2 separate regions of the Homo sapiens genome follow, and region 1 is linked to region 2. Evidence: read pairs that join two places in POLR2A ChIA-PET (ENCODE). Cell type or tissue: Panc1. All regions are shown on one strand.

Evidence for each region. ChIA-PET counts read pairs that join two places held together with the same protein. Peaks named below come from ENCODE experiments on the same cell type or tissue, not always from the same donor. Only the 100,000 strongest peaks of a DNase experiment are listed, where the experiment ranks them.
Region 1: POLR2A ChIA-PET joins it to region 2 with 5 read pairs; 2 of 35 experiments call an interaction of 5 or more read pairs at or near these places.

The regions. Positions count from the first base shown.
Region 1 is chr11:34,535,833-34,538,332 of GRCh38, forward strand. No RefSeq gene overlaps it. Among named protein-coding and RNA genes, the nearest start is that of ELF5, 23 kb to the left of the region's middle. In Panc1, no CTCF peak of the experiment used is centred here; no DNase peak of the experiment used is centred here.
Region 2 is chr11:35,343,713-35,346,212 of GRCh38, forward strand. The region is part of intron 1 of SLC1A2 (solute carrier family 1 member 2); the gene reads right to left. Among named protein-coding and RNA genes, the nearest start is that of SLC1A2-AS1, 63 kb to the left of the region's middle. RefSeq lists an enhancer at 975-1,502. In Panc1, no CTCF peak of the experiment used is centred here; no DNase peak of the experiment used is centred here; H3K27ac peaks cover 1,042 bases.

The sequences.
Region 1 (2,500 bases), 810 kb before region 2:
CTGGCTAACATGTTGAAACCCCGTCTCTATTAAAAATACAAAAAAATTAGCCGGGCATAGTGGTGGGTGCCTGTAGTCCCAGCTACTTGGGAGGCTGAGGCAGGAGAATAGCGTGAACCCGGGAGGTGGAGCTTGCAGTGAGCCAAGATCGCACCACTGCACTCCAACCTGGGAGACAGTGAGACTCTGTCTCAAAAAAAAAAAAAAGGTGACAGCTGACCAGTAACTCCCACTCATCTTTCAGGTCCTCCCTGAACCCCAAGACAAGGTGAATGCTCCCTGTTTTAGATTCCATGGTATATTTATTTCCTTTGTCATTACAATCATTATAGCTGCAATTACCCTACAAAAACTGTCTTTCCTGCTGGACTGGAGCTTCACAAGACCAGGGACCATGTCATCCTGTTTATCATTCTATCCTAGCACCTGGGACTGTGCCTTGTCCAGGTAAGTGACACTCTACAAATATTTACTGAGTGAACAGATAAGTGAAAAATGGAGATTACTTTAAAAAATATCCTGTTTTCCTACTTGCTATTGTATACAGAGGGAGAATTTACAATATAAATAACATTCACTATGTTTCTTTGGTTGTACATATTAGGAAATTTGGAAAGCAGAGTGTCAAATAAACAGTGAGCCCAACATTGTTGTAGTGCAGGGCTTCACAAAGTGGAATGTGCACACTAGTCACTGGCAGATTGTGTTTTTCCTTTCTTTTCTTTTTCTTTTTTTTTTTTTTTTTTTGAGATGGAGTCTCTTGTCGCCAGGCTGGAGTGCAGTGGCGTGATCTCGGCTTACTGCAATCTCTGCCTCCCGGGTTCAAGCAATTCTCCTGCCTCAGCCTCCTGAGTAGCTGGGACTATAGAGACACACCACCACGCCAGCTAATTTTTGTGTTTTTAGTAGAGATGGGGTTTCACCATGTTGGCCAGAATGGTCTCCATCTCTTGAGCTCATGATCTGCCCACCTCGGTCTCCCAAAGTACTGGGACAGATTGTATTTTTCAAAGATGGCTGCAACAATATGTCTTTCCCCATGTACTCTTCCTTGACATGCCAACAATTGAAAGCTGGAGTCTACCTCCCCCACCTCCCCCAAGTCTGAGTGGGACCATGACTACAGTGGAAGTGACATTATATAGCTTTTTTGAGATGTTTGCTTTGGAACTCAGCCACCAGGCTGTGAAGAGACTTGATCTTGGGATCTTTCTTGGAGCTATTTAAAAGAATTTCTCTTTCTCCTGGATTTGAAGCAGGGAAGGTGAAAGCCTGGAGCTGCTGGGAATGTATCATGTGGTAGGAGGATGCTCAAGAGTGACACCCACACAGGAAAGCAGAGCTGACACACAGAGAGACCAAATCTTGTTGATTGTTTGAGATCCTTGACCCAGCCATGCCTGAAGTCCCCTTAGAATTCTCACTTGGATGAGTCAATCATTCCTCTTTCTTTCTTTCTTTCTTTCTTTCTTTCTTTCTTTCTTTCTTTCTTTCTTTCTTTCTTTCTTTCTTTCTTTTCTTTCTTTCTTTCTTTCTTTCTTTCTTTCTTTCTTTCTTTCTTTCTTTTCTTTCTCTTTCTTTCTTTCTTTCTTTCTTTCTTTCTTACTTTCTTTCTTCTTTCTTTTTCTTCTTATTTTCTTAAAGCTAGTTTGAGTTGGGTCTCTTACCTGTATTAGAAGAGTCATGACCAATAGAATGGACAATATTCTTGGCAGCACAGAGTTTATGAACCTAGCCTTTGAAACTGTTCTTTGCTATGAAGAAACAAGGATCTTGTTAATCCTCCTTCCCTGAGAATAACCTTGAGGAGCCTTGTCTGCCAATTACTATTAATGAGCACATCCAAAATGCCAGTCCTTTGATGGTCCAGGGGCCCTCATCAACTATTTCCACCGTCTTCCCTCTGTGACCTCTGCAGTTTCTCTGGCTGCCCTGGCTGGAGGATAAACACCTTACACCTGCTCCCAGCATCCCCTGCTGGGGACAGGACTGGCTCAACCCAGAGGAACACCTTGGAGATCTCCAGTGACTCATCTTGAACAGAGCCCCAGGTTTGCCTGGGGACTCAGGGAGTTGTTGGGTGAGAAATTCTAGAATACACATGAATAAATAAACTGGAGCTCAGTGCCAGTTTGAAGCAATTAAAGGATCCCATGAAAGCTGAACCTCTGGGGAGATGTATATGCTTCTAATGTATAATCTCCTAAATTCAAAAGGGCAGAGGTGTAGCCTTTTCTGATCTGAGCACCTGTGCATACCCACTCTTGACCCTAGAGTTCTAAACTTCTCATTATGGTGGCCTGTCCCAGGCTCTTTCCTGTCACCCTGTAAATGCCTTCATAAAAGTTCCTCCAGAGGTTGGGTGCTGGGCTTGTGACGATTACTCTTAGTAGGTTGAGGCCTGGCTCCTGGGTCTTAACAGCAGGAATGAGAAGGCAGGAAAGTGAAATTCTTCCTTCGAGATGGTTCTTCCCGCTTCTTTGTTTTACAATGGCAAAAA
Region 2 (2,500 bases):
TTCAAATGGAGATAACCTATTATCTGTGCACCAGAATAATAATAATAATAATAGTATCTGTGCACCAGGATGTGCACAGACACACACACAGAGGCACACACACACATTTTTACACAGACACACACAGGCACACACACACACACACAGATCTGGTGTATTCGAAAAACAGAAATTAATAATGATGTACAAGCATTGTGAAATCCCTTGAAAACTTCTGCCTAAACATCTATTACAATGTCAGGTGATCATTTCATAGCAGATGAAATGTCTGGAACCCAAGACACATGGCTGAGAAGTGGCCCCACTGAGAACTCAGATCCTTTTTTACCCATCATTAAAACTTTTTTTTTTTACAGGTGAGACCTAAGTATAATCAAAGTTATTAATTTGTTCATGCATTTACCCATTCAACAGACATTTGCTGAGCATCTTCTCTGGGCTTGGCATTGTTCTATATGCTACAGATACAGCAGTGAATACCATAGAGGCTTACATACTGAAAGAGGGAGGTAATAACAAACAATGTCATATGGAATAAGCACTGTAAAGAACAATGAAGCAATGTACTGTTGAGCGGGATATTTAATATAAGGTGGTCAGGAGGTGACATTTAACCAGTGACTTGAAGAAAGTTACAGTGACCATGTGGATCTTGGGGAAAAGTATTCTGAGAAGGAACAGCAAGTGCAAAGGCCTGAGGCAGAAGCAAGCTTGGTATATGCTACAAATAGTAGCAAGCTCTCACTACACAGTGCACAGGTCAAATTCTGTGAGTGCATGCTTGATGGGATTATGGAACTCTCCCCCTGAAAATGCACATACAGACAAACTTTCCTTACAATTTCAGACCCCGGAAGACCTTTACCCACAGCCCCTAGTTAAGATCCTTTGTTCTACTCCAACCAGTTGTTGCTTCTGACATGGCTCTGTGATTCCAAAAGGCTGAGTCCTGGCTGCCATCCCTCACATGGTGAAAGACAAAAAGAAGGCCAACCTCCCTCTTCAGACAATGTGCTTGTTCTGAATTTCAAAAAGAATGGGAGACCCTTCCTGCTTTCTCAGCTTCAAGGACTAGGAAACTATCTTCGAGCAATAAAAAGCACAATCTTCGGCCTGCTCACTCACCCTCTCTGTAACAGGAAGGGCTTCTGGAGCCCTGAGCACCTGGATTGGATCAAATTCCATCCACTCTGATTTGGAAGTGAGCTAGAGGAGCTTTTAATCTCCAGAAGGTAGTAAGAGAATTGGACCAACCAATTAGGCTTAGCAGCTCTGATTCAAACAGTGAGCACGTAACTGAGAAATATTTTTGGTTTGTCTCTAAGTGGAGTTTTGAATGCCCCAAGAGTAAAAAAAAATAGTCCTTTTAAAAATAATAAACAAGCCGATTTAAGCAGCATGCTGAACCCAAGCAATCCAGTCCATGATGCTTGGCCTGTTTCATGCCAGTATCACATATGCCGCCAAAGGACTCGCAGTGCTAAGACCATCACACCTCATAACTCTTGCTAAATACCAGGGTTCCAATTACAGCTCCACTGTAAAACACTTCATAAAACGTGCAGACCTTGCTCCTGCTTTTGCAAACCCAGCCTTGTCTTCCCTCCTTTCTCTCCTGGGTTCTGCAAATGGCCTTCCAGCTTTCAGAACCTTCTGCTGAGTTCTGAGGAAACTGAGGTCACTTGCCTGTGATTGCACTGTCTGAAGATCACATCCTCTTTGCAGAGGAAGTGCTGGGTGATTTCACTCCCTGTTCCATGTGCAAGGCTCACTGGGCGCCAATAATTGCACCATTCAGAAAGGTCAGCACCGCCACTGTGAGCATCTGACTGTTGGGACTGGAGGGGGACCAGTGATGGGGACAGGCAGAAGACGGGGAGCTGAAGGTTACCTCCCCACACCAATCACACCATGAAATACCCACACAGCACCTGGGGCAGAGGTTACCAGAGTTAACTATAACCCCTTCACCAACCAGACTCTTTCCCTGTCTCTTAAAAAAAGGTAAAGAAATAGTTTTACAATATATTTTCCAGATGAGCTAAATAATATACATTTTGTCTACAGAAAAATACAATGATGAATATGAAAATCACCAGTAAATCCCACTGCCAGGAAAATCTAAGTAATAGCCAATGCTTGTACCAATAATTATTTTAAATGTTTTATATTCATTTTAACTCATTTTCTTAGTTAAACCTCACAACCTCTCTATAAAGTTGACATTGTTTTAAGACCCATTTTGCAGGTGAGAACACCAAGTCACAGAGAAATTAAGTAACTTGCTCAAGGTCTCACAATCATTAAGCATAAGAGCTGCAACAATTAAAACGCAGACCCATGTTCTTTTTTTTTTTCTTTATACTTTAAGTTCTGGCATCCATGTGCAGAACGTGTAGGTCTGTTACATAGGTATGCATGTGCCATGGTGGTTTGCTGCACCCATCAACCCATCATCTACATTAGGTATTTCTCCTAATGCTATCCCTCCCCTAGACCC